Linked DNA regions of Homo sapiens: regions 2, 3 and 4 are each linked to region 1. A link is a loop called in an ENCODE intact Hi-C map of the cell type or tissue named here. Cell type or tissue: heart left ventricle. All regions are shown on one strand. Each heading gives the region's core, and the rest is flanking DNA. Links, peaks and the distances in the headings are about the cores only. Region 1 overlaps EPHA4 (EPH receptor A4). Region 2 overlaps EPHA4 (EPH receptor A4). Region 3 has its middle 780 kb from the start of MIR4268. Region 4 has its middle 470 kb from the start of EPHA4.

What was found. Hi-C counts contacts between places; a loop is a spot of excess contacts. Peaks named below come from ENCODE experiments on the same cell type or tissue, not always from the same donor. Only the 100,000 strongest peaks of a DNase experiment are listed, where the experiment ranks them.
Region 2: a loop joins it to region 1, with 2.1 times the contacts of the local background. A loop is called at or near these places in 8 of 110 quality-filtered maps.
Region 3: it touches region 1 in a loop (2.7-fold over the local background); 3 of 110 quality-filtered maps call a loop at or near these places.
Region 4: it touches region 1 in a loop (2.2-fold over the local background); 3 of 110 quality-filtered maps call a loop at or near these places.

The regions. Positions count from the first base shown.
Region 1 is chr2:221,442,965-221,447,964 of GRCh38, forward strand. EPHA4 (EPH receptor A4) reads right to left here. Exons shown (of 18, transcript NM_004438.5): 9 at 3,159-3,217; 10 at 529-642; 11 at 1-50. Among named protein-coding and RNA genes, the nearest start is that of EPHA4, 130 kb to the right of the region's middle. In heart left ventricle, for the core only: no CTCF peak of the experiment used is centred there; no DNase peak of the experiment used is centred there; H3K27ac peaks cover 1,065 bases.
Region 2 is chr2:221,515,647-221,520,646 of GRCh38, forward strand. The region is part of intron 3 of EPHA4 (EPH receptor A4); the gene reads right to left. Among named protein-coding and RNA genes, the nearest start is that of EPHA4, 54 kb to the right of the region's middle. RefSeq lists enhancers at 1,520-2,719, 1,693-2,194, 2,043-2,337, 2,195-2,694. In heart left ventricle, for the core only: no CTCF peak of the experiment used is centred there; a DNase peak (open chromatin) is centred at 2,165; H3K27ac peaks cover 925 bases.
Region 3 is chr2:220,683,573-220,691,480 of GRCh38, forward strand. No RefSeq gene overlaps it. Among named protein-coding and RNA genes, the nearest start is that of MIR4268, 780 kb to the left of the region's middle. RefSeq lists an enhancer at 3,697-3,991. In heart left ventricle, for the core only: CTCF peaks have their summits at 3,842 and 4,041; a DNase peak (open chromatin) is centred at 3,869.
Region 4 is chr2:221,096,946-221,104,853 of GRCh38, forward strand. No RefSeq gene overlaps it. Among named protein-coding and RNA genes, the nearest start is that of EPHA4, 470 kb to the right of the region's middle. RefSeq lists an enhancer at 7,624-7,908. In heart left ventricle, for the core only: a CTCF peak has its summit at 3,987 (motif pointing left); no DNase peak of the experiment used is centred there.

The sequences.
Region 1 (5,000 bases), core at 1-5,000:
TCTCTTGCCAGGCACTTTGAGACGCCCACTGCATACCTCACCAAATTCACCTTTGAGAGAGAAAAAGAATCTACGATGGACCAGAAACACATTCAAGATGAAAGAATAACAGCTAACATTCCTTGAGTGCTTGTTACACGCCAGGCTGTTTGCTAGTGCTTTGCATAGATTATTTCACAAAATCCTCCATGCAACCCTGAAGTAGATGCTACTATTAGCCCCATTTTATTAGAGAAAACTAAGGCTTAATGCAAAAAACCTACACAAAATCTTAGTTAGTAAGAAACAGAGTAAATCTTTTGAATGCAATCAATCTGATTTCAGATTGCATTAAGTTTCTCTCTAAGAATAAAATCAAAATTTGTACTAGAGTTCTTTATAACACATGATATTTTATACTCAAAAAAGGAAATTTCATGTATATACACACATATAATATACTCACAAAAGCATTTATGTAATCCACACACATATTTAACATCCACCAAGAAAACAGACTCATTAGCAGACGGACACTCAGACACTTACCAACTCCTATAACTTTTTCAATCTTAATGCAGGATGCGTCAATTTCTTTGGCAAACTCTCGCACTGCTTGGTTGGGATCTTCGTACGTAAAGGGGTCCACATATGTTCTTACACCTGAGTGATAAACATGATAAGTTGGCTGAATACTTCTAAGGAACCACTAATAAACATAAATAGTCTGGGTCTAAAATTACCAAACATAGGAAAAGTCAAGTTAGCTGTACGGTCTTGACATATGAAAATGGTTAAATTCTTGCTCTGGTTTTCATTAGTGGGTAAACAAAATATTGTTAGCTACTTAAGAGGCTGCAGCTTTACTGACTTCCTGGAATGTCTTCACACTTCAAGGACAAGATTTTTAAAACAACCCATCCCATGGAGGAAATTTGAATTGTGTTAGCTAAATACTATTGTCCCAAGCAGTTGCTCATAGCTCCCTTGCCTTTGCATGAAGTCCTACCCACTACTTTCAGTTATCCTCCCTTAGGGAAGGAAATAGAAGCATTTTAATTTCAAACAGCTCTTTCCACATGGTGTCACATTTTGCCCAATATCTGGATGAATTAAATATGTGACCAACAATTAACAAAATTAGATTAAACCTAAGTTAAAGTAGACAATAAGGTTAATATCAGCTAGTTGATTTGAGAATACAGACTCTGTAGTGGACCTCACTTCTTTTCTGGTTTGGAAAGAAGGTGTCATAAGCTAAGATATTCAAGTTTGCCAGAAAGTTTCAGCTGGAGATAAGCATTGTAGCCTAGACATCAGGAAGTATGATTCAGCCATATCTCATACTACCCATAAACTAAATTTAGATGTGTTTGCCGGCAGCCCAGTGACAGATATCTGGGCCAAGAGGCAGAAGTCATTGTAAAAAGCTTTGTCCTGGCACTTGCACCTCTCCCTCCTGGAGCTGTTGGGGCACTGGGGCACAGAGGGTATGAAGGACACCAGTTGGCCCAGTCCCTTCGACTTTCCAAGCCTGTAGGTCTTGTCCTCATCCCAGCACCATTGGTTAGGAATAAGCTCCTTAAATTGGCAATTTCTTGCTACTTCTTTTTAATAGATCAGCTTTTTAAAAAAACATATATTCCATGTAAAAATTTAAAAAACATGATTTTAGGAGGAAACGAGGTGAATAAATGGAAAGTTGTTAGACACTTCATATCCCTCATCACTTTATATGCTATAGCCAAGAAAATCTTCAAGATGAGTCTTGTTATTCCCAGTCCCTCTCTTTTTTTCTATCTTTTTTTTTTTTTTTTTTTTTTTTTTTTCTGGAGACAGAGTCTGGCTGTGTCGCTCAGGCTGGAGTACAGTGGTAGGATCTTGGTTCACTGCAACCTCCGCCTCCTGGGTTCAAGCAATTCTCGTGCCTCAGCCTCCTGAGTATCTGGGATTACAGGCGTGCATTATCATGCCTGGCTAATTTAGTTATTTTTTGTAGAGACGGAGTTTTGCCATGTTGGCTAGGCTGGTCTCGAACTCCAGATCTCAAGTGATCTGCCCTCCTTGGCCTCCCAAAGTGCTAGGATTACAGGCATAAGCCACTGTGCCCGGCCAATCTTTCTTCTATCTTTCTGCACTAATATGTGAGTGACTTGTTACATGAGGCTATCTAAATATAAATAAGTTAAATTTAAAAATCACTTTCTCAGTCATATTAGCTACATTTCAAGTATTCAATAGCTTGTGTGGCTATTGGCTTACATTTTGGACAGTGCAGATATAGAACAATGTTATCTCAGAAAGTTCTAGTGGACAGCTCTCCTGGATAGTCACCAACCACTGTCCATTTAAAAGTCTTCTACTGGCTGGGTGCGGTGGCTCACACCTGTAATCCCAGCGCTTTGGGAGGCCGAGGCGGGCGGATCACGAGGTCAGGAGATGGAGACCATCCTGGCTAACACGGTGAAATCCCATCTCTACTAAAAGTACAAAAAAATTAGCCGGGGGTCGTGGCGGGTGCCTGTAATCCCAGCTACTCAGGAGGCTGAGGTGGGAGAATGGTGTGAACCAGGGAGGCGGAGCTTGCAGTGAGCCAAGATCATGCCAGTGCACTCCAGCCTGGCCGACAGAGCAAGACTCCGTCAGAAAAAAAAAAAAAAAAAAAAGTCTTCTACCTTGCTTAAGTCACTCTAGAGCCACTTTTAATGTCTTCTTTGACCTCTTTGGAACATCAAAATTAGAATCCACTAAAAATTTATTGACAGTCACTAATTCTATATCACATATAGCCATTCCCTGGGAAGTAGCAATTACTGTTACATTTCTTATTCTTTTCCTCCTCCTCAAATTTCCAGCTTAGATTAAAAAAAATACCCATTTAATTTTGCCACCCAGCTACAACAATGAGCCAGCTAGACTGATAACTTTCTTAGGGTAGAGGATAAAATAAGAAAAAGTAAAAATCTAAAGAAACTTCTCTACCTCATCCCACATCTTTAATCTCACCATCCAAATCACCCATTTCAGTTTGATACCTAGGAAGTACATTATTGGGATAAGGAATAAATATATTATATTATATAACATTAATAGCCACGTAAATATTATTTGAACATGTTTAAACTAGAAAACGTGTGACATGCTCTAAAAATAGAATTTTTTAATCCAATTTTTTGTACCTTGATTCAAATGTTTCTCTTCATCCGCTTCTTGTTTGGCTTTACTGTATTTACTCCGTCTATTAAAATTTTTTTAAAAAAGAGAATTATTTTCCTCAAACACCTAAGCTTTAACACATGCCATAAGACAAATTCTTTGCTACTGTAAGTCAGGCAGGTATGCTATGTACATTTCAGAGATGAGAAAACTGAGACTTACAAGAGATGAAATACTTGTCACCTGGGTAGTGAGTCATGGTTTTAAGCTCAAGCAGTCACAGACACCTCTGAACCACAATTTTAAACTGAGGTGTCTTACAATAGGTTAAAGCAAATATTTTATAATATAATTATAATTTAAAATCTCTCAGAGAAAATTTATCTTATTGAAGATAAGTTTATTGGCTATTTTTCCATTTATATAAATATACATGTGTATATATATGTACATGTGTGTATATGTATATATACATTCTAAATTAAATTTCCATGAGTAATTCTGTGTAAATCAAATGGCAGTAATGTTCAGTATGTGATAGGTAATAGTAAATATTATTGCTATAACCAGATAACTACTACCACAAAACTTCATTATCATATTACATGATACTCTTGAAACAATACTTTTGCGGTCACTGGTTTCAGTTGCTGCATACAAATTCCCAACTTATTAACAAAATGTTTAAAAGTAAGTATTTGCTTTGTACTGAATTATGTTCCCTAATTTGTAAAAAAATGAGCAAGGGTAAAAATGAGCTTTGTTTTGCTTTGCCTAATTCACTTTCAGTAAAATGGTGCATTGTCTTAAACCTGGCATTCTGCTCCTACAACTTTTAATAGCCTAAATTTGGCTTTGTTATAAAGCTTTGTGGATTAGAAATCTTCAGTACACATAAATATTCAATCAGAAATGTATATATCTCTCTTATACAAACTGGAAAATCAACTCAAGCCTTGCAAATCAAAAATCTTGAATATATATACATAGTGAGTCAGGAGAATATATATCACTTAAAGGAATCAGAAAGTCAACTCCGTTGATATCACAGCTGTCTAAAGCTTGGGAAGTTGAGACCAAATTAGTAAATAAAATGTATACATTTATGTTTCTGTCAGAAAGGTACAATTTACACTGGAATTTACATTCTATGTTTTCTTAGAGCTTCAAAGACAAGGTAAGGCAAGACTCTTACAGAAAAAGAAACACGGTCTGAGATAAGTAAAAATTCCCGCAAAGCCAGGTGTCTTGGCAGTGTGGTCCTGTCAAAATCCTATACCCTGAACTCTTAAACTTTGAACAGGTAGAAAGGCAGATGATTACGAAAAAGAGAGAATAACAGAGAACCTAAAGGAGCCAGGCAGTGCAACCAGAGAGGCAGCGGATCCCGGTCACATGCTCCAACCTTCCCTCCCACATTCCTCTCCTAATTGTCAGCAGCGCAAGAACCAGCTCAGCAATCAGACCCTCAGAGCCTACAGATGTTTCTCCGTGGGGATAATTCCCTGGCAAATAATAAAACCTTGCACTTTTACACTGCATTTAACTTTTCAAAGTGCTCTCATCTCATATATTATCTCCTTCCCTAACTGTTTGCAAAGCAGGAACCAACTTAGCAAAACAGAGACCCCAATGACTACAGCTAACTGTGAAGTACAGTATTTCAGTCCCAAATCATAAGCTTGCATTTTCCTTTGCATTTAACTTTTCAAAGGGTCTATTTTTATTTATTTATTTATTTATTTAATTTATTATTTTTTGAGACAGAGTGTCACTCTGTTGCTCAGGCCGGAGTGCAGTGCTATGATCTCAGCTCACTGCAACCTCCACCTCTAGGGCTCAAGCGATCCTCCTGCCTCAGCCTC
Region 2 (5,000 bases), core at 1-5,000, 73 kb after region 1:
TCTACGAGAAGTTTTTAAAAATTAGCTGGGCATAGTGGCATGCACCTGTAGTCCCAGCTACTGGGGAGGCTGAGGTGGGAGGATCCTTTGAGCCCAGGAGGTCAAGGCCTCAGTGAGCCGTGATTGTGCCACTGCACTCAGCCTGGGCAACGGAGCAAGACCCTGTCTCAAAAATAATAATAATAAAAGACATAGATCTCTTTTGTGTCTGGAAAGCAGACCATAAGAAGATCTACATTTTATTTTTTAAAATAGGATTTTTTCCCCCTAGCCTTGAGGCAGGATCATTTCTAAAGAGGCTCAGATTTGAAGGGAAAAAAAAAAAAAAAGATGAAGTCATAAATCCTTCCCCCAGGAAAAGAAAGAAAAACAAAACATAGCATTAAAAATTTTGGCAGATGGATGATCACCTTCATGTTTTCCTCAAGGCTGTGTTAAGGTTACATTTCTCCTGTCAAAAACACAACCAGGAATCCGTTCCCTGCTATGTAGAAGTGGAGGAAGTGAATGGCTGAAATACAATGACTGAGAAGAGGCCAGGCTCTGTGAAAAGGGGACCTGGATTCCATTCCTAACATTTAACAATTTAAGGTTTCTAGGGGTCAGTTTCCTCTAAGAGTACCAGACTAAATAATTTAAAATATCTCTTTTTAATCCTCAAAAATTCCAAGTCTATACGGTTCCCATGATCTGATAGATTCAATGATTTTTTTTTTTTTTTTTTTTGAGACGCAGTCTTGCTCTGTCCTGTAGGCTGGAGTGCAGAGGCACGATCTCGGCTCACTGCAACCTCCGCCTCTCAGGTTCAAGTGATTCTCTTGCCTCTGCCTCCCAAGTAGCTGGGATTAGAGGCGTCCGCCGCGACCCCTGGTTAATATTTGTATTTTTAGTAGAAATGGGGTTTTACCATGTTGGTCAGGCTGGTCTTGAACTCCTGACCTCAGGTGATCGGCCCGCCTCGGCCCAAAGTGCTGGGATCACAGGGGTGAGCCACCATGCCCGACCTAGATTCAGTGATTCTCAAATAACCTAGGATGCTCTGATAAACCCCAAAGTCACTTACAATTCAGTTCAAATGCCATTGAGCACATTAGTCCAGCACGTTTATCTTTCCTTCCAGGACTGGTGCAGACTCATTTATGGAGCTCAGGAACTGAGCTCCAACACTTTCTCAGCCCTAGGACTGTGAGCAAGGTCCTTTTTTTTCCCCAAATAAATCCACCCCTCCAAACTGTTTATTGAAATTTCTCTTACCTGTCTTAGCAGAGATTCCCAAGCACTCCTGTGCTCTTTTTGTCACTTATTAAAAATCAGATCAGAAAAAAGAGGGAAACAAATGTCTTTGCTCTATGGTGTGAAGGTTCATTCATCCACATGTATTGCTGAGCGCTCCTACGTGTGCCTGACATAGGGAAGGGATGACTGGCACGGCCTGTGTTTCCACAGAGCACATATTCTACTGGCAGGGATAGAACTGTACAGGAGAATAAACCTGGTAATATGAGAGACTGAGGATGGGGCTGGGAAGGTGGTTCATAGGGGATCTCAATTAATAAAGGGCCAGCAATTGTGAACATTACATGGGAAAGCATGCCAGGAAGAAGAGAAAGTTGCAGAAGGCCTACAGTAGGCATGTATTAGACAGACAGAAGATTACTGATGCTAGGAAATGTTGCAAGAGGCATGCCAAGATTGAGATCAGAGTGGTCATCCTGAGCCCACAGGCCCTTAACTCAGTGAGGAGTTTAGTTTTTATTCTCAGTCTGGCAATATGATTTGATACAAATTGTCAAAAGATTCATTTGGCTGCTGGTAGAACGTGGATGACAGGAAGTATGATTAGAAGCAGGGGACCTGTAAGGAGGCCCTTGAGATCCAGCAGAGAGGGCATGGCCACCTGGACCAGGGTGGAGGAGGGCGAGCCGGGAGTCGAGAGTTCCAAGTAAGTGACATAAAGGACTAACTCTGCTCTTCCTCACAGTTGCAGGGCATTTTTTTTTTTTAAGTGGACTTAAGATTCCAAACAAGTGACATACAAAGCAAATTTTGATTTTCCCCTTGGCTGTATCCTTCCAAATGAGTCATGTCTGCATCTACTTAAGCAGACTGGGACACCACTTCCCAGCTCAAGAATGCCACCCGCATGTGCTATCACAACAGCTTTGATGAGGCTTGGCCACCAGGCCCTGGGTCCTGACCACTTGCAAGTGGGCCACACCTTGATAGCAGCTGCATGACAGCACCCACTAACTTGAGGAAGCCAGCCGAGGGGCCAGCTTCCTGAGCGTGATTCAAACCGGAACTAAGGGTGCAGCTGACAAGAGTTTGTCAACAGCCATTGAAGTAAGTGAGTTATGAGGTTTCAGGTTGACATTAGGTAGCTGCTGGTGTGGGCAGCGCAGTGTTGTTTTACAACTGAGGTCTTTACTTTCCTGTTTCCTCCCAGAACAGAATTTCATCTAATTGGGAGGCAGAAAATAGGTAGCTGGTTTTCAGGAAAACTGAGAAATTGAGTGGATTTATTCAGATCTGAAACTGTTCATGCTTCCCCCTCCCCACTCCATGGCTTCTGTGGTTAAGAGCTCAGTCCTTATCCTCCAATGCAAAATGGTCCTCACCTCCAGCTTGTAAGAAACAAGAATCCTCTCCTGATGCCTGTAGTCTAGGTTAGGAAATCTCTCTTCCCTAGACCCCGCTCTTTACCCGCTCCTGCTGCACAACTGTAATCCAGTCATGAACTGTGTGTTTTGAGGTTTCATGTCTATCACCCTTTGCAGAACACACTCTCAGATCCATAGCAGCTGCAAATACGCCCATCCTGTTTACTATTACATCTCTAACATTTGGTAACCTGTAACCTGTAACGATGGCTACTCACCACAAATATGTAGACTAAGTATACGAATGAATGAATGAATGATGACACAGTTGCCTTTAGCATCTAAATGTCTAGACACAGAAAGCAACTCAGACCACTCCTTGCTGTGAACCAAGCTGTACGAAGATCATTTCAGATTTACTTTTCTTTTTCTGTTCCTATGTTTTCTGTTTCTATGTTTCTTGCCATTGTGACTTACATTTCCCTTCAAACAGCCTTGCAACATTATGGGCTTGGCTGAAGCTTGCCAAAAAGGAAACAGCACAATCCTAACACGGGTAAGCAAGCAGGTCTGCTGATAATACTTAAAAGGTGGGAGGAGCAGGGGAGGCAGAATTGTAATGCTCTCTTGCTTGGGAGCACTTGTCTCCCAGAGGAAGGGTTAGATCACTCAACAAAATATGAAACCAGAGAGCAGAGTAGTTTTGAAAAGTTAAAATATTTAGATATGAATAATTTTCAGAGGAAAGATAGCAGTAAAGGTTGGAGGGGTGGGGCTGGTGCAAGAAGAAATAAATCTTATCAAAGGCAGCCTTGGGAGCTCAGGCAGATAGGATAAGAGATAAGTCCCTTTGCAGAGTTAGTCACACCCTCCCACATACAATTCACTTGGCAAAGGTTCCTTTACTAACAAAGCAGGTGCATGTTTTAACCAAAAAACAGTGCAGTGCAACAGCTAGGGTGGCTATAAATGTAGTTTTAAACACTTTTTTTTTAAAGCAGGATATAACAAAACATCGTCTATAGGAAATCTGAAAATATAGGGTCTTATGGCCACAAAGCAAGTCCAAGTTTTCTCGTCGAACTTTAAATGATGGACAGTTTCTGAAAAGGGGCATTTGGACCTTAAGTCGGAGACAACAGAGCTGACATTCCTCCCAAAGCTCTGTGGAGTGGAAAACAGATGGTGATTCCAAAGCAAGAATCTGAGGAAAGGAGCCAGGTTGAGATGAGAAAGGGGCAATTAACAGTGAGAAAACCCAGTTCCTTTCCTTCAGCTCTTCAGACGAATCCAACAGAACTTCTTTTCCTCTGCTCCAGTTATTAGGTTGGTACAAAAGTCATTGCGATCTTTGCCATTACTTTCAATGGCAAAAACCGCAATTACCTTTGCAACAACCAACCTAATGTAAGGACATGCTACCTGGGAGACTCTGCTCATGGATGATATTAATGTTTCTGCCTCTGCCACTCAAAGTCAGCCCTACAAGTTACTATCCCCTAGCAAGGGAGCTACTCAGGGTTTAGAAACAAAGAACATTAAAAAGGCCTGTACATAGTGGTAGAATAACCAAATCAGCCTTTCAAATGCAAGGCAAAGAAGCATTCTATACTCACAGCCCAAATAAACAAAAGCAGTTTACCTCCAATGCAACCTAGAGTCCTAGCCTCGCCCTTTCTCTCCCTCTGGACTGAGACCTCTTTATTTCCTCTGTAGTTTCTCGGTGTCTCTTCTTTTCTCTTTTGCTTCCTCTCCCATTTCGTTTACTGACCATTATCAAAATTTAAAATTAACTTTTAAACACCCATTTTGTGTAATTTTTAAAAAGTATGATGTTCATGCTGATCATGTCATTCCTGTATTGAAAATCTCTCAATGATCCCCACTGTATATACCACAGGATTCAACCAGAAGAACAGAGAAGCTCAAAGCCTCTCATAGCCAGCCCCAATTTGTCCCTCAAACATCCTGCACTTCAATCAAACCAGACAGAGTACCAGTTGTTCTCACTTGGATTGTTCTTTAAACACTTCCCATCACCTACAAATAATGAAATTTTATCTTCTCTTCACAGCCTAAAATCAGCCAGTACCTTTTCTATCAAGCATTGCTACACTGGGGAATCAGAATTCAAATGTTTTCTGTATACACAGCACTTCTGTATACAAACACATATATGTGTCTTTGAACATATATTTATTTACTTTATTATCCAGTAGGCAACTGGTAGACCCAGAGTGTAAGACTTATTTCCTCTAACCACACACACACACACACACACACACACACACACACACAGAGAGAGAGAGAGAGAGCAAGAGGGGGGAGAGAGAGAGAGAGAGAAACACAGACAGTGCCTATTATCTTATCTTAAATATAATAGATGTATCTTTAGGAAGC
Region 3 (7,908 bases), core at 1,403-6,402, 760 kb before region 1:
CTTATCCCATGTGTCAAGACAAATGTTTCCTATTAACAAGACTGCGTTATACGTTTTAGGACTTATTTTTAGTCATTCATTCCCCAAACATTTATTAAGTTTCTTTTCTAGGGCAAACAACACTGTTAGGTGCTAAAGCTACAAAAATGAATAAAACAAGAGTCCCTTCTCACTGGGAGCACACAGGATAGACGTTCATGTAAATAGATACCCACAATATATTTTCATAAATAATGTAATCAAGTTAGGGATGAAGACAGTAGAAGTTTGGGAGAAAGAACAACTCAAGTAGACCAAGCAAAGCCTGTAAAGAGGAGGCATTGGTTTTAAATCTAGAGAAGAAGTAGGAATTTCTTAAGGAAAAAAAAAAAAAAAGAAGAAAGTTTATTCTAGGGACAGAGATGGCATGGCCAGGGCCCAGAATGGCTTGTAAAGGGACATTTACCTTTGAGGAATGGTGAGGAGTCGGGTGGACCTGGATTGAAGAAACCAGTTGGGAAAAATGCCCTGGGGAATATGTGGGCAATATTGTTAAGAGCCTTAAATGGGCTTTGCCAAACTAGTTGGACTTTATCCTGACAAAACGAAACAGTACATGGTATTAAAATACTAATTTAGACTTTTAAGATTATTTCCTGTTTTTTCACCTGTCAGTTAAAAAAATAACGTTTTGGTTGGCTTCACTTACTTTGCATATGTTTCCATGGGTTACTTTAACACCAGAATGGCATCTGTGGAAAACAATCTGAGCCCAAGACTAGAGTCTAAACGCACAGGGTTTCTCTGAATGACAATATTCAAGAGACTCACATAAAGCCCTGATCATCAATCCCCAAAAAGATTAATGTCCAGAACAAGTTCGGAAGATCAATTAGGGAACTTCAGAACAAAGCCATGAAGCATGTCTCTACGGCTATGGCGGGTGGAGTAGGTAGACGGCTGCATGTTGATATTTATGGAACGTTAAAATAAATAACTGTGCCCAAATATCTAACATCCATAATTGAATGTATTGAGGTGGGGAAGGCACTGTCCCCTGAAATTGCTATTAAAGCACTAGCATCTTGCCTAGAAGTTACTGTGTGAGCATATTAGCATCAAGCGCCCCAGCCACCTAAAACACACCAGGTATTCAGTGAACTCTCAATTGGAAAGGAAATTTGAATCTGAGGTATCGCCTTCCCCACACTGGCCAAATAATGGCATGGCAGAAAGTCCAAAGGAGGCAGAGAGATGGGATGGAACTAGGGAGAGGTGTGAAAAAGCTTTAGTTTCTTCTGACCCAACTATCACATCCATCATCATTCTGAAGGTTTAAAAGCCTGAGTCACTAAGTCATAGAAACTAAATTGGGGGAAACAGAAGCAAAACAAAGACACTTGTGGCTAAATACATTCAGGTGTCTGTGAGGTACCAGGTGTTAGATTTGAGTTAACTCCTTTTCCAGATCGGAAAGGACCCTCAGGTCTCCCTAGATCTTTGTCATTTGGTCTGACCACCATCAACCTTTCTTTCTGGCATCATCTTGGCTCCACTTGTCCCCTGGAAGGAAAAGATCTTTCTTACATAAACTCAGTATTTTATCTCTCTGAATTCAGACTGACTTCGCAGTTGCTCCCATCCCCAGTGTCCTAGACAATTCTAGGGTTCCTGGTAGGGCCTGACCAGTCCGTGGCAGCTTTTGTGACATGCTGATCATTGTCTGATACATGTCCCTAGCCAGCTTAAAGCTGAATGTCTCTAGCTCCCAGCCATCGACCTCAGTGGTGGTCCCACCTCATGTTGCACTATTCTCTTCCTTGTCAGCCCTCTGTGACAGCTTAAGGTGGAGTGCTCTTCTCCCGCATCAAATCCCCTTGTATCCTTCTTTCCACCTAGTGAATGACTATCTCCATTCTACTTGAATGTAGAAAACGTCAAGGATTGACAATACAGAACTCACTGACTGGCCAAGCATCCAGTCCAGATTACTTCATCCATAATAATTTCCCTGGGATGTGTATATGTGTGAGGGGAGGATGGGGCTAGGGTTGCGTAGCAGAATCCCAGAGTCTCCATTATCACTGTGTATTCACATAAATGAAATATGTGCTACAGTCATCATTATTATAAATTGAAAATAGTTATTGAACACTTACGGTGTGCCAAGCATGTAAAAATGTTTTTCATAATTTTACAATTTTAGCTCTAAATGTCATAATGTACTGCCCTTAGAAAAAAGATGCCAGTTCTCTACATTTGCAGAGCATTAGGCTTGATATGACATTTTTCCAGAGCTCCTTCTGGTTTCCTCAATAGAAATCACCACTCTGCCTCTCTTGACTTAATGCGGGAATATTGCCTGTCTCTCAGACACGTACACACACAGGCACACAGCCATGTGCACACGCACACACACACACACACTCACACACGATTTTCAATTTCCTCCTGCTTTGTGTTTCATCGGGGTTACGGTCACAGCGGCTCCCCTGCGGGCCCCCCACTTTGTTAGCATTCTGATGTTCACTTATCAGTGAGTGAATCAAGAACAACACATCCCCTGGTAAATTGGGAGTTTAAAAGGTGTAGTCACAATACGACAAAAAGTGCACATACGACATTATGAGCCAAAGTGAAGTTTTTGAGCAATGTAAAAAAAATAAAATAAAATAAGCATTTTTCTGCAACATTTCTCACCTAAGAATAGCAAAGTTGGAACATAAAGACAAATTTCTTAAGGCTCCCAGAAAGCCCAGGATTTAAAGAAAGTGAAAGGAAGCATAGATCCCACCTGTGCCTTGACCCATTTTCTGAGATAATAAACCAAAGATCCCCTGCCTCCTCACTCGCCACCCCCCGCCCAGAAAAAAAACTCATGATGTTACACAGAATTCTTTATTATTTCCACAATTTGTCAATACCCTATTTTCAATTTTCCCATGGAGAAGGAATTTCTGCCTGGTTGAAAGGAACATAAAAAAGCTATCTGGATATAATTCTGCTAAATACCCATGATTTCATAATAAAGCACTCAATTTAAATAGCTGTTCTCCAGGGCACTGATTATGGTATTTCCTCCTTAAACTGAACAAATTTCCCTTCCCTTTTCACAGATAAGTGCCAAATCTTAGACATAACAACCTGCTTTTATAAATTCAGAGTATTTCTAGAGTGGCAGGACATCAAATCTGAAATATGTAATATCACCAAACTAATGTTTTGGTTTGTCCTCAGAGCCCAAATCATGTTTTAAATCAACATCAGCAAGCACTTTACTAAAGATCTCTGAAGAGTTAAAAAGATCATATAGTATGGCACATAAAAGTAGCATATTTTCCTGGTATATACCTATTTAACGGTGTTAATTATATAATCATGGATTTAATGCATTTGAGTTTTACTTCCTTTTTTATTGGGAAGCAACTAAAATATTTTTCTTACCTTAAAGATACTCTATTATATAATAGGACTATTAAAGCACCTCAAATATCATAATATGTTTAGATTTATCCACATTTGAGACTTCCAAAAGTCATTATTCTTGAAATATGTATTATTTTGATAGATGTCCATTTTAATTATTTGAAAGATTCAACTTTAGACTCCACCTTAGGGGAGGCCTTTGATCTAGGCTAGTTGATAATTAATGTCCACAAATTCAGTATTCTCTTTGGACTATTTTCTCCCTTTCCATGCTTGTAACTTTTAATACCTGGTGCTTACACCTTACGAAGTTTATTTTAGTGTACATGTCCTTCAGGATGGATTGTTATTAAATTGTAGTAACCAACAACCCCCAAACTGTAGAGAGGCTTCCGACGAGGAAGGTGGATTTCAGTCATGCTGTACTTCCATCTGGAGTCAGCAGGGGGCTCTGTTCTACACTGTTCTCTCTCCGGGGCCCAGCCCGCCCAAGCAGGACAATCTAAAATATTGCAGATCATGGTCATGAAGGGAGGGAACATGGTGAATCATACACCGGCTTTACCCAGAAAGTAGAAATTTTTTTTTGGTTTTTACCCAAAAGCGAGACACAAATCTTTTGCTCACATCCTCATGACCGAAACAAGTAATAATGTGAAGGGGTGCAGCAATGCCATGGTATCACGTGCCTGGATGAAGGGGACCCGGAAACGCTAGTGAAGAGCATTAAGGAGCCATCCCGTTCTGAAATACATAGTACACTGTCCTTTGCACGTGCAAAATATGCTCAGCCTTTTTTTTTCGGGTGAGACAACCCAAAATTGCCATTCGGTCACAGCATGTAGCTCAAAGTGCAGGATCTCTGGGTGACAGGAAGGATGGGAAGTCTTCACAGCAGGGGGTGAGGTGCAATAGTCTGTAAGTCCAGTGCCAGTTATGCTCCCCACATGCTCAGGACCCCAAAATGGAGCAACCAAAGGACTACTGAAATAAAGACTCGCATTCAGACAGAAGAATGGGGGCACACACAGCAGACATAGGACTGGCTGTAGCAACTCTAAATTCTTATTTCTCAAGTATTTTGAGGACTACCTTTACATTTTTATTTTTTGAGACAGGGTTTCACTCCGCCACCCAGGCTGGAGTGCAGTGACACGATCTCTATTCACTGAAACCTTGACTTCCGGTGGTCAAGCTCCCATCTCAGCCTCCCAAGTAGCCGGGACTACAGGCATGCACCACCACACCCAACTAACTTTTGTATTTTTAGTAGAGACAGGTTTTCACCACATTGCCCAGGCTGGTCCTGAACTCCCGAGCTCAAGTGATCTGCCCACCTTGGCCTCCCAAAGTGCTGGGATTACAGGAGGACTACCTTTAATTAGGCACTGTTTTCACTTCCTGGAAGTAACCCCCTTGTCCTTGGATCTCTGTGGCTCCTGGTTCTGCCCTCTGGGAGAGTCCTCCTCTCCATTACTCTCCTTCAAATCCAAAGTGGGTATCCGAAGAATATGCCCACCTGAAAACTGAGCAGTCTTCTTGCCACACTTGCTGCCTGCAGACAATTGGGGGTCCCTGGGTCATTTGGAATTTCAAACAGTCAATCAATTTTAATGTAAGTTGATGATCCTTTTGGTAGTATAACTCCCTCAAAAATTAAGTTGGCTTCCTATATACTTGACAGTGAGCTCTGTCTCAACCACAGTCCTTTTAGAGACAAAATTCTGACATTCTTTGGCTTTCTCATGCTCATACCTTTCGCTTCCTGCTTCATTAAAGCTCTGCTGAGCCCATCAAGCTTTAGTGGAAGAATTACATACTTAGCCTCCTTTTTGTTCAATTGAGTGGATTTAATGGACACCACATCTTTGGTGAGACCTTTGATCTGAGACCCCTTAATTCTTTCAGTGATTTTAACAGTAGGTGTGAAGGCCGTACTCTAAATTTACCTTTGTGAAAAGGCTACATGTTCTTGCCTTTGTTCCTCTAAGATTTTTCAGTTTTATCTTTTGCTGTTAAGGAATGAAACACAGATGCTACTTCAAATTCTAAATGTTCTCTAATTTATGGACTCCCTCTATTTCCTTTCACCTTATTGCAAATTTCTCATTTGTTCTCTGGGCTTATCCCTTTTTCTGTAATATACCTTCTGAAGCAACCACCAGCAACCGATACATACTAGCAGTTTTCAATCTCTTCCCTTAAAGCTACCAATGCATTAGGTACATAATCTGCTGCCCAGACTACTGTGCGGTTTTTGAGACAATTTCACTAAAGGTTTCACTGTGGTATTGTGTTGGTCATCACCTTGTTTGCCTTCAGTGATAGCTTCCGTGTCACCTGTTGCCTGAACACTAAGCCACTGTCATAGAGTTTGGGATTGTGGTCTCATAGTACTCCCCTTCAAGTTTCCATTTTCTGTGTTAATCCAGAATGACTGGGTTAATGCTGAGGCAAGAAGAAATTTCTCAAATCTCAGTGGCTTAAAACAACACAAGTTTATTTTCACTGGTTCTACATGTCCATCTCGCAACCTGAGGAGGCTGTGCTTACATATGTCTCACCTAGAGATCCAGGCTACGGAGCCTCCACTATCTGCCCTGTCCTCAGGAAGAGGGAAGGGTGTGTAGTGAATCAAGGATAGGCTTTTAAGATCTTCTGCCTTGAAGTGGCCATTTTGAATCATTGGCCAAAGAAAGTCACATTGTGGTGCCTAATTTCAAATGGTTGCCGGGAAGTGCGAAGTCCTTCCTAAGCACGCCGTAAATCCTTTAATACTAATTTCCGCTTCATCTCTGAGCATTTGCACATGTTGTTTGCTCTTCCTGGAACATCCTTTCCTTTCTCTCCTCTGCCTTATAAAGTCCTAATTCAAAACACAGTTCACAGGTCCCCTATGTCAGTGGTCACCAAACTTTTTGGCACCAGGGGCCAATTTCATGGAAGACAAATTTTCCCTGGACAAGGGCTGTTGTGTGTGTGGAGTGGGGGTGGGTTTCAGGATGAAACTGCTCCTCCTCAGATCATCAGGCATTAGATTCTTATAAGGAGCGCACAACCTAGATCCCTTGGATGCGAAGGTCACAATAGGGTTTGCACTCCTGTGAGAATCTACTGCCCCCTGCTAATCTGACAGGAGGAGGAGCTCAGATAGTAATGCTTACCTCTGCTATGTGGCCCAGTTACTAACACGCCACAGACCAGTACCAGTCTGCTGTCCAGGGGTTGGGGGTCCCTGCCCTATGTTACAAAACATTTCTCAATATGACATTGAAGAAAAAAACCCTACTCTCTGGTGTTCTTATGGAATGTTGCTCCAGCATTTGCCAAACTGCATCCTAATTATGCATTCATGTGATTTTTCCCACTGGACTTTGGACTCTTGGAGGATATGATTTGATTATTTTTTCAATTCCAAGTACCTACACAGTGCCAGGCACATGGTAGATGCTAAAGGAATTATTATGGAGTGAATTTGGTTTTGAGATATCAATTATAAAATCGAAGGCTGATTCTTTCCTTTAGATTAAGATGTTAATTATACTTTTTGTTATAATAATTTTGAATGAAGGATTTGGTCTTGCAGTTATTTTTATTTGAGATGATCTTCCATTTCTTTCCTTTCATTCCGTCTTCTATTATCACAGTGAAGGCTTTCAAAACAATGCGCTTGGACTACTCTAACAACTTCTTAGCTAATGTGCTTAGTTTTACTCCTTCTCATTCATTCTATGGCTAAGATAATTTCTTCTCATCATGAAAAAGCCATTGTTTTGACCACACCATGCCCCATAACCTACAAGGATTTTCTATCATTTGTCGGTTCTTGCTCTTAAAATACTATCAAATTTGGAACTCAGTTTTCATCTCACAACCTATTTCTGGTTGTCATTATCCATTCCTTCTCAAATCTTCCACTCTCCTTCAGTCTCAACTAACTTCCCATTGATTTCAAAATAAAGTCAAGGCAACTTTAGGGTTTTCTAAGACCCTTCATGACCTGCCTCCTTTCTTTCAACTCTAGACTCAACTTTCTCCTTATTCAATTCTCTACTTCCATATACAACTAGAGCTACATCTAACTTACCCAATTTCTTCAAATCTGTCTCTTCTCTCTCATTTCTAGAACTTTGACCTCACTGCCTGAAACTCTCTTCCCCTTCCTTTTAAGAGACCAATTCTACTTTCAGTATGACATTCTTCCAGTATGCCTTTAACTGTTACTTCATTGGAATGCAATCATTCTCGACTCTGCTGGACTTGGTCATGGATCTGTTTAGTATGCTATACTCCCACATAACATCACCTGCCACGTTTTGTTATTTTCATCCATTTAATGGTCTAGGGCTGAGTGCTGGATCATATCTGCATGTCTACAATGATAATCATAATGGTTAATATTTATTACACACTTTTGCATCAGACATTTTGATAGGAATTTTGTATAATGTTGCAGATACTAGCTAGTAGTTCACTAAATCCTTTCTATTTCCTGGAAACTCA
Region 4 (7,908 bases), core at 1,144-6,143, 340 kb before region 1:
ATCGGTCTGAATTGATTAATTGTCCCAGAAATCTTCTGAAGAAGTAGATGGGCTTCATAATCATTCTATTTCTTGAGAGCTCCTCCAATAACATTGCACTTATGCACATAAAATTTTGGGATGCCTGGACTTGTATTTGATGTGACTCACTCACACCTAGAAAACCATTTCTCTCATTCAGAGACTGCAGAAGTGTGAGTTCCTTGAATCACTGATTTGATTAGCACAAACATGTTGGATTTTGCGAACATACCTTAAGACTTTATTAGCCTACCTTATTTTATATGTCCTACAGGCTTTGGCAGTTTTGCACATTTAATTGAAATGCATTGGCATCTATAAAAAAGAACTTGCTTAAATCAAAAAGGAATTACTCATAATCTCTCTAATATTAACATTTGGACGTTTGACAGTACCTGCTGCATTCCACGGTGTTGCATTTATGCAGCTCAGATCTGAGGTCTCGTCTGACTTGGTATTTGTTTCAGTCAAGCTGTGTGAAATCTCTTGGCTTTCGTGCATATAGACAGGAAGGTCTGCAGGGGTGTTGGGGGGCAAAATACTGTGGCCAGAGTGGTAGCCAAAAGAGACCTTCATTATGCATATTTCCACTGGTGCCCATGTCACCCAGGAAAACCACCCTGGAAAGGGAGTAAATGAAAGGCCTGCTCCACCGACAAGGGGGCTGCCTCTAGAAGAGAACCTGCCAAGTCAGCTCCCTCCATCTGTGCAGGCCCCACTGACTCATGTGGCTTCCTAAGTCACTTAACCCTGACTCACCTCTGGGCTAGCCAACTACTGCTGAGATCCTCTGCAAGGCAAATCACATTATCCTTTTTTGAAACAAATGATGCATTTTAGGACTAACACATGCAGGCCCTGGCCTCATTCTCTGGCATGATATTGGAAACCAAAAATGATTCCTGTTAGGACAAGGTAGCCTACTAAAAGTAGGTGAAAATCTCAGATAATCCACATTCCCCATGTAGCCATTCTACTAATTCTTTCCTTATCGACCTTCACAGGACAGAATAGGTTGTTCTTGGATAGGGACGCAGGGTTGCAAACATACTCATACTTCCCTCAGATGTGCAGAGGAAATGTGTTGCCTTCATTTCTCTGCTGATGTACTCATCTTTGTCACAAACCCATCCAAATGCTTGTCGAGATATTGAGAAGAACACCCTATGTAGAGTGCAAGTCAGCAATTTAAACTGTTTCCTTAGGGACCAGGATCAGTTTTTCAAGTTTCTTTTCGTTCCCCCAGCGCCTCTTAAAGATGGGGTTTGTGGGTTTAGGGAAGGAAGCTGTCTATCACCTTACGGAGTGGAGACTGATGACGGGAGATGGCTGAAAAACTTATGGTCTGCTCCTCTGAGGCAAGGTTCTGAAGGTCATCCACTCCCTGTCCTTGGTGAATGGGTTATTGTTATTGCTATAGTTATTGAGTATAACACCAGTTGAGCTAGTGCATTATAACCCTAACCATTACAATGCAAGACTTTCAAAAACTTAACTACACAAGAAGTGACTATCAACTATTAAAAATATTCCACTAAACTCACACCATCACTTCTCCAATCCAAGTTTCCCTTGGCCAGATACTAACATTGACTACTGACACTTCAATGACATCGGATAGGAGAGGAAGTTGTTAATATACCTTACTCTTGCAAATACATTGCTAGGGCTCATTCTAGGTCTTGCAGCTCAAGAGTCATTAACGTTTTCATAAATTAAGCTCTAGGTGGAATCTGAAAAGTAAATCCTTACAGACACCATTAAACATAGTATTATCCAAATCTAAAATGAGAAAATATTTATAATAAAGTGAAAATGATATCATACAGAATCTCCATTTCACAAATGTACATACAGGAACACAGGTACACACACACACGTGTATATATACAAAAAAATGTCAGAAAGAAAAGTCCCAAATGTTAATAAAGATTATTTCATAACAGCCCAGTTACTAGATGATTTTTATTTTTCTACTGTGTACTTTCTTGTTTTATACATTCTCTTTTGCTATTGTGTATTTATTTTACATCCAGGAAAAATAAAAACCTTGTTTTTAAAGGTAAACTTTTATTTTAAAAATTTCTAATTAAATGGCTATATAAGTTCATTTTATAAGCATGAAGACAATGGTGATATGTTCATAAAGATTTAACAGAAGTTTTCAACTTTTTTTCTCAAAGAAGATTAACATATTTTTTTTCCTACATAACTCCCAAACTTAAAAAAAAACAAATTTATTTTTGAGATGGAGTCTCACTCTGTCACCCAGGCTGGAGTACAGTGGCGTGATCTCGGCTCACTGCAACCTCCGCCTCCCAGGTTCAAGCAATTCTCACGCCTCAGCCTCCCGTGTAGCTGTGATTAATGGCACGTGCCACCATGCCCAGCTAACTTTTGTATTTGTTTTTAGTAGAGTCAGGGTTTCACTATGTTGGCCAGGCTGATCTTGAACTCCTGACCTCGGGTGATTCACTCACTTTGGCCTCCCAAAGCATTGGGTACATGCGTGAGCCACCATGCCCGGCCAAAAAATCCAATTTACTTTGAGACAATAGCTTTAATTATTTTTAATCACTTGAAAAAATACTCAAAAAACAGAGAGCTGCAAGATTCTCGCCTCTATGAGCAAAGTGAGACAACCAACTTGATTTGCCAGAATTCCTGCCAAAAGCAAGAAAACGTGATTATGCATTGAGTTAAATCAGGCATAATGATATTATTAGGGTTTTTTAAATGTTGAAAATCTCTTGCAGATTTTCCTTTCCACCTTTACAGAGAACTTTAAATTTGGTGGTACCCCCGAAAATGACTGTGAAAAACTGTTCAATGAAAAAGCAGAATAGAAAATTGTGATTGCACCTCAATTTCTTTTTTTTTTTAAGTTTTAGGGTACATGTGCATAACGTGCAGGTTAGTTACATATGTATACATGTGCCATGTTGGTGTGCTGCACCCATTAACTTGTCATTTAACATTAGGTATATCTCCTAATGCTATCCCTCCCCCCTCCCCCCATCCCACAACAGGCCCGGGTGTGTGATGTTCCCCTTCCTGTGTCCATGTGTTCTCATTGTTCAATTCCCACCTATGTGTGAGAACATGCGGTGTTTGGTTTTTTCTCCTTGTGATAGTTTGCTGAGAATGATGGTTTCCAGCTTCATCCATGTCCCTACAAAGGACATGAACTCATCATTTTTTATGGCTGCATAGTATTCCATGATTGCACCTCAATTTCTATTATCAATTTGGAATGCATTTGGCTGGCCGTGGGGAACAGAAAACCCACTAAGCAGAACTGAGCACAAGCTCACAGGCATGTAGGTTTGTGTACTAACTCACTTAATCCTCACCACAGCCCCAGGAGCATGTAGAATTATCACTGACGGCGAAAAGGAGGAACACAGAGGTTAAGAACCACATCCAAAGATACATGGCTGTTAGATGGCAGATCTGGGATTCGAACCCAGCCTTTGGACTCCAGGGTCTGACCCTTCTTTACCTCCGATGTTCTGTTTACAGAAAAGGGAGGGACTTCCCATAATATCCAGAAACAGATTCTTTATTATCTGGGTCTCTTCAATGGTTCTTGTACACTGGGAATTTGTGGGAAGCATCAGAAAACCAGAAGTCAGTGTGTTTGCATTTTTTTTTTAATTTAAAATGGGAGCCACTTGGGAGTTTTGCTAATGCAGCACTTTTTCCACCTTTCTGTCTGCAGCAAGGTTGAAAAGCCTTCTTCCTCACAGGAAATAACCCGCAAATGAAATCACGAGACACAGTTGCTCTCCTTGGTGAGCTGTTGGAAGGGCGGACGATTCCTGGTCCATCCATTACCATGTAAATAATTAAACACCCAGAGCCCGCAGCCCAGGGTGGGCAGTCTGTGGCAGCAATTTGCTTTAAATATTGGTGAGCCTAAACTCGGTCAGTCATTAGCTCCTCCTAGTGGCTTTTTGGGCCTTCAATCAGGAGGCAGCTGAGGTGCTGCTGACTTTGAGGAACAAAATCCCTGATTGATGAGTAGCCTGAAGTTTCTTCCGAAGTGACAAGACCGTTCGTCACCTCTCAAGCCACAGGACTTGATTCCTCAGGGAAAGCTGCCCCGGCTCTAAGTACAAAATCTGATTTGGTCAACAAACTACTTTTACACAACCAGGGCAAAGCATGTTATCATCTATGCACGTGGCATTTATGATAACAATCAACACTGTGTGTGTAATTCTGTCCAAAAATAGAGTCCAGGCCGGGTGCGGTGGCTCACGCCTGTAATCCCACCACTTTGAGAGGCTGAGATGGGCGGATCACTTGAAGTCAGGAGTTGGAGACCAGCCTGGCCAACATGGTGAAACTCCGTCTCCACTAAAAATATAAAAATTACCCAGGTGTTGTGGTGCACGCCTGTAATCCATGCTACTTGGGAGGCTGAGGCAGGAGAATTGCTTGAACCCGGGAGTCAGAGTTTCAGTGAGCTGAGATGGCTCCACTGCACTTCAGCCTGTGCACCAAGGGTGAAACTCCGTCTCAAAAAAAATAAATAAAAATAGAGTCCAACCACAACTATTTTCTCTGTTAAAGATGAGTAGATACATGGATAACAAAAAAGACAATGCATTGAGAACTTAAATTTGGCTTTTAATTATGCTCTGCTCTTGCGTGTGAATAAAGTCACATCTGCCAAACTAAAGTCTAATGATTTCAAATAAAGCAACAAGGCCACACCTGAAGAGAAAAAGAAAACGTGGGGAAAAGGCCAAGAAGCTGTCCAGCTTCCCCATCCTGCCCTACTACTCAAGTGCTCCATGGAAACGACTTCAGCAGTGTTAATCAGCAGATCTCTTTCAGACTGATGCCACGTGTCACCATTCCCCAGACCTTTGATGGATTAGGTGAAGTTCAGTGTTTCAGTCTCAAAGGATATCTTGACAATAAAACTAAATAGAAGGAGCTGAGATGTCAACAGAGTCCCAAGTGTAGAGTAGGCATCATTCATAACTTAGAAGGACATTCGCTCTTGGACAAACCCAAATTAGAATAATCTACCTATAAGCTGGGTGCAGTGGCTCACACCTGTAATACCAGCATCTCCGGAAGCTGAGGTGGGAGGATCACTTGAGGCCAGGAGTCTGAGAATAATCTACTCATAGATAGATAATCCAGAATAGTGACACAAAGGCAAATGCAAATCACATTGAGAAAAAAATTCAGGTATCTACATTGCAAGTATAATCAAATAGGAAAAGTTCCAGCTCTCAATTTTGCTGCTGTAACTATGATCCCATAGTTTGATACATGATCCATAATCTACTCAACACTGAGTAAATATACTATGAATTTTATTATTTATGCCAGTAGGCATTAAAATTCCATCTTTTTTTTACCCTGCCAGCATTGATTACAACACAAGGACACACACATACATACACACACTCTACTATGGAGCAGCTTTAGAGCTTTAAGAATAATTTGGGCTGCCTTGGAATACCAGAAGCCCTAGAAAACCAGCAACTACACTGGAAGATCTTGAATAACACGGGTGGTTGTCTAGAAAAAGCTACAGGCTCTGAAGTCAGGAATAAATCTAGGTTAGTATCTTGACTCTACCCTTCAGCAATGTTTCCCCTTAAGCATATCTGATGACATCTGTAAGCTCTAGTCTAAAAGAGTGCCACTAATACCTAATTCACAAATCTGCCCATGAGAATGGAATGATCCCATATATAAACTGCTTAACAGTGACTGGCACAAAGCAAGCTCCTCAAAATACTTAGTTTCCTGCTATTTTCCTCTCCTTGACAAGTGCTTCTTCTGGTGAATCTCCAGGGGGTTAAGTGAGCATGGATACACTCCTGAGAATTTCAAAATCCTTGGGATTTTTTTTTTTCCTCCTGACAGTCAGTACTGTTGGCTGGTTTGGAACCTCCTAGTGAATTTTCTTTTTCTCAAATCTTGGAGTATTTTTGGAGTTTATAGATCAGTGTCCTCCCAAAATGGCTCAGCCTGACCTACCCCCAGCCTGTCTCCAACACTCAGACTGTGTTTTCTTGAAACGTGCGATGCTTTCCTGTTCCAACTACATGTTCCTATTCAATCATCCATTCATTCAACAAGTATTTACCATATGCCAATCCTGTACTGGGATACAAGGTGACTAAGACAGGCTTGGTTCCACCTTCAAGGAGATCATGTTCTTGCAGAGGACACAGATGAAAAGTAAGAGGGCACATAAATGCTTTAATTATAACTGATACCGTGGCAAGTGCTGCGATGGGGGCTCTAGCAGAGAACAGAAGTTTAAGTATCGGGGCAGTGGTTACCACCTGACATAGGGCATCAAGGAACCCTCCTTGAGGAGGGATGAGTTAGGCAGAGGTGAGCTGCATAGGGAGTGAGAGACCTCAGGCAGGAGGAACCCAGAGAGGTTGTTCAGGAGGACCTCTGAAATAAAAACTATTGGCAACAGGGCACTTTGTCTCCCTCCCCTCCCCTTCCCTTCCCTTTCTTTCCTTTCTTTCTTTCACTTTCCTTTTGAGGCAGAGTTTCACTGGCAGTCAGGCTAGAGTACAGTGGTGTGATCTCAGCTCACTGCAACTTCCACCTCCCAGGTTCAAGTCATTCTCCTGTCTCAGCCTCCCAAGCAGCTGGGATTACAGGCACCCACCACCATGCCCGGCTAATTTTTGTATTTTTAATAGAGATGGTGGGGGGGGGGTGGGGTTCACCATGTTGGCCAGGCTGGTCTGGAACGCCTGACCATATTCTTGTTTCTAGATTCAACTCCATTCTTACAATCCTGAACTCCTAGCTGAGGATTTAATTGCATATATAATCTTAGATCTCTGTGACTTCCACCTTATTTATTTATTTATCTATTCATTTTAAATTTTCTGTCTATATGTCAAGAGGTCTACTTAATAAACTAGATTCCTTTCCTTTTAACTGAAAAAAATTAGAGAGGAGTGCTGCCTGGAGCCCTGCCTCCTTGGCGTTGTGCTCTACTTTTTTATCTACACAGGATTTGTGTCAATTTGTTGGTCTTACAAATGCTCCTATTGTGGGGAGGAAACCATGGGCTGAACACAAGGGCTGCCTGACTTCCCAGTTTCACTCCAGGAGGCCCACGTCACACCAGCTTCTTCTTGATGCTGTAGACACAGTCACAAGGTGTCCACATGTGTCTTCCTCACACCCATCCGCTGGGAAACAGGACTCTCCTTCCTGCTCTGCAGGGTGGAAAATAGGACCCCAGGCAGTCGCTCCCTTGGAGATGGGTCCCACACTCCATGAAGCTCAGCATGGGCATAAGAGCTGTCTGGCTGCGGTGGCTGCCTGTTTTCAGCAGGGGTCTTCAGCCAGCATTTTCTCCAGGAGGGTAGCACTGAGCTTTCTTCCAGCTGATGGCTCTGGAAGGCACCACAAGTTCTTTTTGGCGCATTTTCCACTTTCCTCCTCTCCTCCCACTCCCCTCTCTCTCTCCTCACCCCACACAGATCCTGTGCTGATTGACTGCCATCGCCAGGCTTCTGTACCAGGCAATCAATCAAAAGAGACCTTCCCACGCGGAACAGCCGCCGCCCCTCCACCAGACTGCTGCCTCTGACATTTCCTGCGTGCCTGGACTGAGCCTGTTTGGAAGGCTCCAGCCCCCTCCTATCAGTCTGGGCACTCAGGGCTCTGGCAGCAGCTGCCGCTCTGAATGTTGACACCCTGCCACGTCAACACTGGCCGGGCCGATGTTCCTTCACACTCATCTGCTGAGCCCAAACTTCCCCTGCTGGCGGGCTCTCCCTGTTTGAATGGGCTCCCAGTCAGAAAGGGCTCCCTGAAGCCTTAGCTCCTTGAAGCTCGCCCCTTGCAGCCTTCCGGCTAGAGGATGTGGCTGTTGGA